Linked DNA regions of Homo sapiens: region 2 is linked to region 1. A link is an interaction called in ENCODE POLR2A ChIA-PET data of the cell type or tissue named here. Cell type or tissue: IMR-90. All regions are shown on one strand. Links, peaks and the distances in the headings refer to the core of each region. The heading gives the core; the rest is flanking DNA. Region 1 overlaps CLDN11 (claudin 11). Region 2 overlaps PRKCI (protein kinase C iota).

Evidence for each region. ChIA-PET counts read pairs that join two places held together with the same protein. Peaks named below come from ENCODE experiments on the same cell type or tissue, not always from the same donor. Only the 100,000 strongest peaks of a DNase experiment are listed, where the experiment ranks them.
Region 2: POLR2A ChIA-PET joins it to region 1 with 5 read pairs; 2 of 35 experiments call an interaction of 5 or more read pairs at or near these places.

Annotation. Positions count from the first base shown.
Region 1 is chr3:170,426,164-170,431,543 of GRCh38, reverse strand. All of the region lies in intron 2 of CLDN11 (claudin 11), which reads right to left. Among named protein-coding and RNA genes, the nearest start is that of MIR6828, 5.8 kb to the right of the region's middle. RefSeq lists an enhancer at 5,188-5,380. In IMR-90, for the core only: no CTCF peak of the experiment used is centred there; no DNase peak of the experiment used is centred there; H3K27ac peaks cover 153 bases.
Region 2 is chr3:170,292,118-170,297,497 of GRCh38, reverse strand. PRKCI (protein kinase C iota) reads right to left here. Exons shown (of 18, transcript NM_002740.6): 14 at 3,990-4,115; 15 at 1,508-1,587; 16 at 105-194. Among named protein-coding and RNA genes, the nearest start is that of SKIL, 63 kb to the left of the region's middle. In IMR-90, for the core only: no CTCF peak of the experiment used is centred there; no DNase peak of the experiment used is centred there.

The DNA of each region.
Region 1 (5,380 bases), core at 292-5,291:
ATCATTTGCCATGAGGCTAGTGAGATGAAGAACTGAATTTTGAATTTTCATTAATTTTAATTTAAATGGCCACATGTAGCTAGTGGCTACTGTACCGAACAACACAGCTCTAAACAAAGTAACTCCAAACCTCTTTAAGTTGAGATGGCACATTAAAGTTGGCAGACAGAAAAATAATAATAACAATAATAATAACAATGAGGTTTCCATCAACAAATTCAAGACAGATACTGCACTGCCAGTCTGATGTTTGCCACCAGGGGTACCGTTATCACTTTCAACTCAGCAAGCTTTTTTCTGATTTCTACTCATAGTAAGTGATTTTCTAACTTACTCTCTATGCCCACAGAGAAGAAATATAACTTAACATAAGCAATCAAATCTAACAGCCTTGTATATTAGTTCTAAATGGAAAAAAGATTGGTCTTACCCATTTTGAAAGACCTTTTAAACAATCTCATCGCATTTGTGTTGCTTGTAACATAGATTTTTATTGACAATAGATTAAGCCCACCCCCACAAGCTGGGTATAGATATATGTAGGAAGATATGATTTCTATCCTTAAAAAGAATAGATCTCAAGAGGAAATCAGAAGGAAGAGAGTTAATTTGAAAAGCTATGAATTGCCCAGATTGGCTTTCTAACAGCCCAAATTCACTCCATTAATTATTTATAGATTATCTAAGAAGCTAAAATTGGCCAGGCATGGTGGCTCACACCTTTAATCCCAGCACTTTGGGAGGCCAAGGTGGGCGAATCACCTGAGGTCAGGAGTTCAAGATCAGCCTGGCCAACATGGCAAAACCCCATCTCTACAAAAAAATACAAAAATTAGCCAGGCATGGATGGTGGGTGACTGTAATCCCAGCTACTCAGGAGGCTGAGGCAGGGAGAATTGCTTGAACCCAGAAGGCAGAGGTTGCATGCAGTGAGCGGAGATCTTGCCACTGCACTCCAGCCTGGGCAACAAAGCAAGATTCTGTGTCAAAAAAAAAAAAAGAGAAAAAGAAGAAGCTAAAATCTATCCATATGCTAATGCTTCCTTTTTCTTAAAAAGTAAGCACAGTCATGCCAGCTTCTGTAATATTTTCATATGAGATACCATGAGAAGATGTATTTTCCTTCTGTGACTAGAATGTTCAAGAAAAGCAGTGTGTACGTGAAACCTCCCTTTCTAGCTCAGGACTTTGGAAACCTCAGATGCAGGGGAAAGTCTTTTTCTTTCTCTTCTCTGGCGTGAACTCCAAATCAGGCACTCTTGGAGAATTGCTTGGCTATTATCAGAGTCTCTACTTTCAGCAAGACACAGAGAAAAACCTTTTTCTCTGTCAGCAAAAGGGACTAAAATCCTCTTCTGGAGTGTTTCAGCCAGAGAGAACTACTGTAGATTTTCCGTAGCAATACACAATCTACTTACACAGCCCTAAACCTCAAAAGTGGGCATTCGTTCTGCTGTGGGCAAAAAACAGCAACCTAGCAAAGGCTTCCAAACACCCAGGCTTGTTTAGAGGAAAAAGAAGGGGAGTGAAAAGCTGAATTCTGTAGAGAAAAAAGTTCTAATTCCCAAACAACTGATATGGTTCAATCTAACCGATCTTTCCTATAAACAATTAACTGGTTTCAAAACAACTCAGGGTTCAAATCAAGTTTTATATTTTTCAACTATACTTTGTATTTACACATACAGCACATGTGCACACACATGCAGGAAAGCATTCCCCACATCTATTGTTAACCTAACTTTCACACTGAGATTTTATAGAATAAGACAAGAAACTGCCTCTAAATTCATTTCATTGTTCCCTTAAGCAAATCATAAAACAAGATTATCTTCACACAGGGAAATAACAGACTCAATATCCCAAAAGTAACCATCAGTCTTGGTTTTGAGTATTTTAGGGATTTTGTTAGGTTTTATTCCAATATAAATCATTAGAAAAAGGGAAAAATCAGAAAAAGGTCTAAATATTTCATACAATGAACCTCCATAGGAATGGATGAGTGAACGGGGGAACGAATGGATGGATAGATGAGAAGTAGTCTCATTTCAATTCTACATTTTACTTCATACATACCAAAACTGACACCCAAAGTCATAAAATCTTATTGTGACTTTAACACACTTAAAGTCGCAAGCTCATCACTGACCTCATTAAAGATTTCCTTCTCTTACAATTCACACAAAACAAGGCAAATGAGTGCCAGCAGGCTCTTTACTTCCTAGGAGACAAATGAACCCTGGGTGGAATTCCTGTGGCTCTCAAAGATGAACCACATCAAAACCACTAAAAAATGACAGACTGCCACACAACATGAAAGGAAATGAGAGGCTCACTGAAAACAGTGACCTTCAATTGAACCCAAAATGAGAAATGTTTAAAAACTAAAAAAGGAGAATTTACTCAATTTCAGCAATGGTTTCAAGAGAGAAAGAGATATGTTTTGACCAGTAAAGTTAAAAATTCAAGACAAATCATTACTTAACTTTTAAAAATGTGAAATAGTAATATAACTGGCCAAAAATAATTGCCTTTCTTAAAGACACAGAAGGCCTGATAGTTTTAATTTTATTCGCAAACCCAAAAAGATGAGTTTGGAATGGTTCTCTCTGTTATTTGGGAAAAATAAAGAAAGTGTTTTTCTAGAAAGTCAGTTACCTGTAAGGTCAAGAAAATTGAAGACAGACAAAGGGAATTTTTGTTCTTTTTCTTTTTATATCATCAGAGTTTATTTTTAAATTAAGTCTCTAAAAACAAGACAGAGTAATTTTAGCACTCAGATTTTTCAGTTTTTCTCCTTTTTTACCTTCAGAAGATGCAACAGCTAACTACACAAGGTGGTGGGGGGTACCATTTGTTGTTGGAAAACAGAAAGTAAAACTGAGGTATATTCTTAGCTAAAAATGAGAAGGAGGAGAAGGGGGAAGAGAAGGGAGAGAAAGGGAAGGGAAAAGAAAGCTTCACTATGTAAAGACAGATATATCTAAACCTGGTCCTCTCATAAGCAGAATTCCTTGCTCTTCAAAGAATAAAATTGTTTGCCCCTTTTGAGAACAAGTTTCAAATAATGCAACACAATACATTCTTTAATTGATAAGATATGCCTTGTTAAAAACTAAGAATGATGGTGATGTGACCAAACAGAAAATATTTGAGAAGTCCATTTTAAAGCAATGAAATGTAAGTGTGGCTTTTAATCTCTTTAAAGATGAGATGACACATGGTAACACATGGAGTTAAATAAACATGAAGTTAAATAAAATCAATACAGGTATGTTTGACGTTGGAGGTAACAACTGAGAGAAAGAGAGACAGACAGACAGACAAAGAGGCAGAGAAAGACAAGATCAGTAGACACTGACATTTCTTCCTCCTTCCAATAAATCTTTTTTTTTTTTTTTTTGATAGGATATCTGTCACCCAGGCTGGAGGGCAGTGGTGCAATCTCGACTCACTGCAGACTCATTCTCCCGAGCATCAATCCTCAGCCTCCCAAGTAGCTGGAATCACAGGTGCACACCACCAGGCTGGCCTAACTTTTGTATTTTTAGTAGGGATGGGGTTTTGCCATGTTGGCCAGGCTGGTTTCGAACTCCTGGGCTCAAGCAATCTGCCCGCGTCTGCCTTCCAAAGTGCTAGATTACAGGCGTGAACCACCATGCCTGGCCCCAGTGAACCTTTTTTCAAGCTTTGTCACTTCCCACTGAAAGGACTTTTTCTTTTTTTTTTTTTTTTTTGAGACAGTCTCACTCTGTCGCCCAGGCTGGAGTGCAGTGGCATGATCTCAGCTCACTGCAAACTCTGCCACATGGGTTCAAGCAATCCTCGTGCCTCAGCCTCCTGCGTAGCTGGGATTACAGGCACCTGCCACACCTGGCTAATTTTTGTAGTTTTGGTTGGTTTTTTTGTTTTTTGTTTTTTTGAGATGGATTTTTGCTCTCGTTGCCCAGGCTGGAGTGCAATGGTGCGATCTCGGCTCACCACAACCTCTGCCTCCTGGGTTCAAGTGATTCTCCTGCCTCAGCCTCCCAAGTAGCAGGGATTACAGGCGTGTGCCACCATGCCCTGCTAATTTTATATTTTAAGTAGAGACAGGGTTTCTCCATGTTGGTCAGGCTGGTTTCGAACTCCCAACCTCAGGTGATCCACCCACCTCAGCCTCCCAAAGTGCTGTGATTACAGGTGTGAGCCACCACGTCCAGCCCTGAAAGAACTTTTAAAAGCATCATTTCTAGCACAAAGCAAAATTTTCATTAAAATCATTTAAATTATTCTGACTTCTTACATTAGTAATAGCGAAAAAAATCTTTCTTGATATGCTATCTAAGATTTCCTTTTAAAAATCTGAAGACTGGAAGAAATGGAGAAGTGGAAAGATGAAGCATATATTACAGCCATGAGTTGATCACTGTTGAGGAGGTTGGGTTCACAGGGGTTTATTATACTATTCCTCTACTTTTATATAGGTCTGATATTTTCCAAAATAAAAACGTTCTTAAAGACCTTCTTGGCCAGGCACGGTGGCTCACGGCTCAGGAGTTCGAGACCAGCCTGCCCAATATGGTGAAACCCCATCTCTACAAAAAATACAAAAATTAGCCGGGCATGGTGGCACATGCCAGTAATCCCAGCTAGTCGGGAGCCTGAGGCAGGAGAATCGCTTGAACCCAGGTGGCAGAGGTTGCAGTGAGCCAAGATTGCGCCACTGCACTCTAGCCTGGGCGACAGAGCAAAGGTCCGTCTCAAAAAATAAAAATAAAAAGAAGGAAATTGACATGATTGGAAGAATACCCAGCTGCTCTCTGGGTATTCTTTTAACCAGCTAACCAACAATAACAATAATAATAGCAACCATTTATTGAGCACTTACCATGTGCCAGATCCTATGCTAAATAATTTTCACACATCATTTCACTGTTTTTACTAACCTGAGAAGCAGGCGTTATTGTTCCCATTTTATGGAAGGGACCAGAGACATTAAGGAACTGCCCCAGTTCACACAGCTAGAAAGTAGTAGGTTCCAGATTCAGCACAGTTGGATCTGACTCCAGCTGATAAGATCACACAATTCAGGGCACAGGCACCTCCTGCCTTGGCAGGGACTCTTGAAAAGCCACAAACAGATTAGCCTCAAATCCACCACAGATCTGAGAGCCTGCTGCTCCTGTACTACTCATCTGGCTTTAGAAGCAACTGGCTCCTATTTCTTCCTCCACAGCAGGAACCAAATCCTCACACCATCAAACGTAACTGCTGAGAAGATAAAGTTGTACAACAGACATAATTTTTTTAAGCTTTCACAAAAATAATTACAGATTTTCAGGGTCAGGAAAAACTGATTTCAATTAGCAGTGTTCACAGTTCCCATACCAGGACTAGC
Region 2 (5,380 bases), core at 258-5,257, 130 kb after region 1:
CGGTGACAGAGCAAGACTCTGTCTAAAAACAAACAGAACAACAACAAAAAATTGGCCCAAGATAATAATGAAACCTAATAGTTGAGTAATCAAAATTTACATACCATATCCCAATCAACATTTCGGAAGAACGGGTGTCCCTGAATATCAGCAAATCCTGTTTGAGGATGACAACCCAATCGTTCCTTAGGGTCCTATGGTGAAAGAAATGTTTCAAGAATTGGGTGAATGTCATGCTTTAAAATAAATCATCTTTGTGATCTGTGTTGTGTGCCCTCACATGATACTCTTATTTCTGAAGTTGGAATGGTCTACCTTTTATTTCTAGAAAGTACAACTCCAGAACAAATTGAGTTATTTGAAACTTGTGATTCCTCAAGGCACTTTCTCCACCCATCATGTAATTAAAACAGAGAATCATCACCAATTCCTTGCTAAAGAAAAACAGGAGGAAAAAGAGAACAGCAGAATCATTTGACAGCACCCAGCCATTTCTTTGCATGACCTAGTGTGAGAGTCAAAACATGCAAACCTCCAAACTTCATGAGAAGTTTGTTTTTAGCTTAATTTAAAATCCCCATGCCCAATTATAGCAACAAACCACCACCTGTGTAAGACAATGATACAACCATTATCTGAATCACTGGACTGAGGAGCCTGCAACTTATAAAAAGTCTTGGCTTATTCATCACTATGAATGAGAATATGTTCCCATTTTTCTTTCTGATAAAAGGTATTTTATTTTGCATATCAACACCTCTTGCCTTCATTTTTCACTATGTGAAAAATTAGGTTTCAAGTTTAAATCTTTCCTCACATAAATTGTTCATTTTTTAAAAGGCTTCAATTTCTTATTTTATTAAAACTCATTATCTTATCTATTTACCTTAGAAGGTAAATGTACATCAACTTTTCTATCATACCATTTATTTAAAGTAGAATTTATAATTGCCAAGACCACACTCCTAGATCCTAAAACTCCTCTAGCCTACCAACAGCAACAAACAATTGAATGATGTTCACATTTTTAAGAGCCAAAGATAGCATTTCATTTCTTCCGAATCTTACCTAATTATAGCATTTTTGACATGAGAATTTGTAGGGAGCACTGCGGCCCACGTGCTCAAAAAGTACATGGTAATAAATAGATTCTATGGATAATGATACAGAGAAAATGGAAACAGAGTTCAAAGTACAATTATGGCTAAACCCAAAGATTAACTCTTCCCCTATGTGAGAATATGGTATATATTATTTACACATACACAAAAATTATGTAATATATAGCTGGGGAGTAAATTTTATTGCCAAAATGGAAAGGACAACTAACTTATCTCAGGATCTAATGCTGTCAATTACTCTTTGGGTAAGAGACAAATTCTGGGTCAAACTGAAAAAGTTACATTCTCTACTGTTTTGGAATTTTACATTTCCCAAACCGCTACTGACCAGTTTGATATATATAGAAAGAGACAAATCACAAAATATTCTTATACACAATTTATACCTTATTAAGAAAACTCTTCAGAACACTTGCAGCTTTTACAGACAGAGAACGTGGTATGCGAATTTGTTTTTCCAAAATAACTAGAAAGATAAAAATTATAGTATTATATTTAACTTTTACATGGCTTTAATCTTTTTTCTTCTTTTTTGAAAGGGGCTTGTTCTGTTGCCCAGGTTGGAGTGCAGTGATGCAATCACAGCTCACTGCAGCTTTGACCTCCCGGGCTTAAGCAATCCTTCCACCTCAACCTCCCAAGTAGCTGGGACCACAGGCGCCACCATCACGCTCGGCTAAATTTTTTTTTTTTTTTTTTTTGAGATGGAGTCTTGTTTTGTCATCCAGGCTGGAGCACAGTGGCACGATCTCAGCTCACTGCAACCTCTGCCTCCCGGGTTCAAGTGCTTCTACCACTTCAGCCTCCTGAGTAGCTGGGATTACAGGCGTGTGCCACTATGCCCAGTGAGTTTTGTGTTTTTGGTAGAGATGGGGTTTCACCATGCTGGCCGGGCTGGTCTCAAACTCCTGACCTCATGAAGGTAAGTGATCCGCCCACCTCAGCCTCCCAAAGTGCTGGGATTACAGGTGTGAGCCACTGCGCCCAGCAATGGCTGGCTAATTTTAAATTTTTTTGTAGAGATAAGGGTCTCACCATATTGCTCAAGCTGGTCTTGAACTCCTGGGTTCAAGCAATCCTCCTGCCTTGGACTCCCAAAGTGCTGGGATTACAGGTGTGAACCACTGCACCTGGCAATCTTTAAATTTCTTTTTTCTTTTTTTTTTGAGACAGAGTGTCACTGTCTTGCCCAGACTGGAGTGCAGTGGCACGATCTCAGCTCACTGCAACCTCCGCCTCCAGGCTGAAGTGATTCTCCTGCCTGAGCCTCCTGAGTAGTTAGGATTACAGGTGCCCGCCACGACGCCCAGCTAATTTTTTTTTATTTTTAGTAGAGACGGGGTTTTGCCATGTTGGCCAGGCTGGTCTCAAACTCCTAACCTCAAGTGATCCGCCCATCTCGGCCTCCCAAAGTGCTGGGATTACAGATGTGAGCCACTATGCCTGGGTGCAATCTTTAAATTTTTATTATAAGATATTTAAGGCATTCCAGGAAAAAAAATAAGATATTACATATATAACTGAAGTGCCTCCTGTACTTTCCTAAACCCCTTCTTTTCCCATCTTCTCAGAGAAAGCCTCTAATCTGAATACTATTTATCATTTACATGAATGTCTTATTCTTTGACTACCTAATTATGCCTCAGTTTCCTCATCTGTAAAATAGGAATAAAAAAATACTTCATAGGATTGTTATGAGGTTTAAATGAGTTAACATTTGTAAAATGCTTAGCATATATAATATGCAATTTTTTTGGACACTGCCAAATTATTCTTTAAAGCTGTTGTGTCAGTTTTCATTCCTACCAGCAGTCTAGAAGAGTTCCAGTTGCTCCACATCCTCACCAGCACTGGTATTACCCAACTTTAATATTTTGATCAAATGTACCGATATGAAATGGTAACTCATTAACATTTAATGTGCATTCCCTTAATTGCTAGTGAGACTGAATGTCTTTTCACATATTCCATGGCCATTTGGGCATGAAATGCCTATTTATATCCTGTGATGGCTTTAATTATTAAATGTAGAATTTTATAGTAGTTTTCATACTTCTTTGGATTCTGTGCTAGAGGTCCCTGCACTTGTCTGCTTGTTTCTGTCAATTCTGTATATTCCCTGATGTGGGGCCTTTTTTCCCCATCTTTTGATCACTCATCATCTTGGTGCTCTATTTTCCCCTCATACTGTTCTTGAACTTATGCACTCAGCCTCAGGGTCCCTGTGTAAAGATTATCTCTCTAGCCACAGGATTCCTTTCTCCAATCTGTTTGTGATGGATAATTCTAAATAACCCCTGTTATGATTTTGAGTATGAGAAGGTAACTGTGAACAGGAGTGAAGACTATAGAAAAGAAAGAATGTATTAAAAAACATCAAAACCTAATACACAGAGGCCAGGTGCAGTGGCTCATGCCTGTAATCTCAGCATGCTGGGGAGGCTGAGGTGGGCAGATCACTTGAAGTCAGGAGTTCAAGACCAGCCTGGCCAACATGGTGAGACCCTGTCTCTACTAAAAATACAAAATTTAGCCGGGCATAGTGGTGTGTGCCTGTAATCCCAGTTACTCGGGAGTGTGCCTGTAATCCCAGTTACTCGGGAGGCTGAGGCAGAAGAATTGCTTGAACCAGGGAGGTGGAGGTTGCATGGAGCCGAGATTGCGCCCCTGCACTCCAGCCTGGGCAAAAGAGTGAGACCTTGTCTCAAAAACAAACAAAAACAACAACAAAACCTAATACCACCAGTCAGGATTATATTTTCCAGATTATGCTCATTTTTCTTACTCAAAGTAGTAACCTGAATCACTCTCATTTGTACTCTAGAATAGGTTTTTCTCAGAGAATCTCTGTAAAATACTCCAAATTACCTTGGAAGAGATAATCCTCTGTGTTCTGGTCAGGGTTATCGGAGCTCCCAACAATATCAAATGGAGACCTTCCTGCCATCATCTCAAACATGAGCACTCCAAGAGCCCACCAGTCAACACTGAAACCTTCAGAAAGAAATTTTAAAGCAATAAATTATACACTTTGCATTCTTGAAAGTTAGTAACTGGAAATTTTATCACATAAAGGAAAAAGAAACAATGAAAAAGTAAACTCTAAATGCATTCCAACTATCATGGTAGGCACTGAAGATTATAGAAATGCTTCATTTATCAACAAGGGTAGGTACCTAAAAGATAATTTTAAAAATAAAATTATGAGAAAAAAAAACTTTCTTTCTCCATGTATTTCTACTTTCAGACTCATGCCCAATATCTAATATTGTGTGTTGAGGATATAATTAAATTGTATTTCAGAGTAATCTCCTTGGTCTTTTTTTTTTTTTTTTTGAGATGGGGTCTCACTCTGTCGCCCAGGCTGGAGTGCAGTGGTGCAATCTCGGCTCACTGCAAGCTCCACCTCCCGGGTTCACGCCATTCTCCTGCCTCGGCCTCCCGAGTAGCTGAGACTACAGGCACCTGTGAACACGCCCGGCTAATTTTTTGTGTTTTCAGTAGAGACAGGGTTTCACCATGTTAGCCAGAATGGTCTCGATTTCCTGACCTCGTGATCCGCCTGCCTCGGCCTCCCAAAGTGCTGGGATTACAGGTGTGAGCCACCGCGCCCGGCTATATGTTGGCAACTGCTGGAGGTGTGGACAGGGGCTTTTTTTTTTTTTTTGAGACAGAGTTTCACTCTGTCGCCCAGGCTGGAGTGCAGTGGCACAATCTCGGTTCACTGCAAGCTCCGCCTCCCGGGTTCACGCCATTCTCCTGCCTCCTTGGTCTTAAACTTGATCTTTTGCTAGCTGATAAAGACCAGTGAAGGACAGTGGATTCAGACTTTGAGCAGCTCTCACAAGTACCACATTGTCCTTTATATCTGCTGAAGGCAGAGGGCCAAAACCCAAAAAGTCAAATGTTTTCTCAAGATAAGTGTATCTTCGGGTGCCTGAGATACAGTTAATCTTTCCACCATCTTTCAGATTCCTGGGGCAAATATCCCAGGAAATCTGAAAAATTTTCCAGGGGTTCATGACTCTGGAGTCACATGGGTGCTGTTCTGAATCCTTGACCTTAGGCGAGTTATTTAAACTTTCCGTATGTCAGTTTCTTCAACTGTAAAAGGAGAATTAATAGTACTTACCTCACAGGGTTGTTAAGAGGATTAACTTAGTTAATATATGTAAACTGCTTAGAATAGTGCCTGCTACTGTTTAGTGTTTGCCACTAATAAAATATTATTCAGCTTGGTACCCCCAAATACTGCCAAG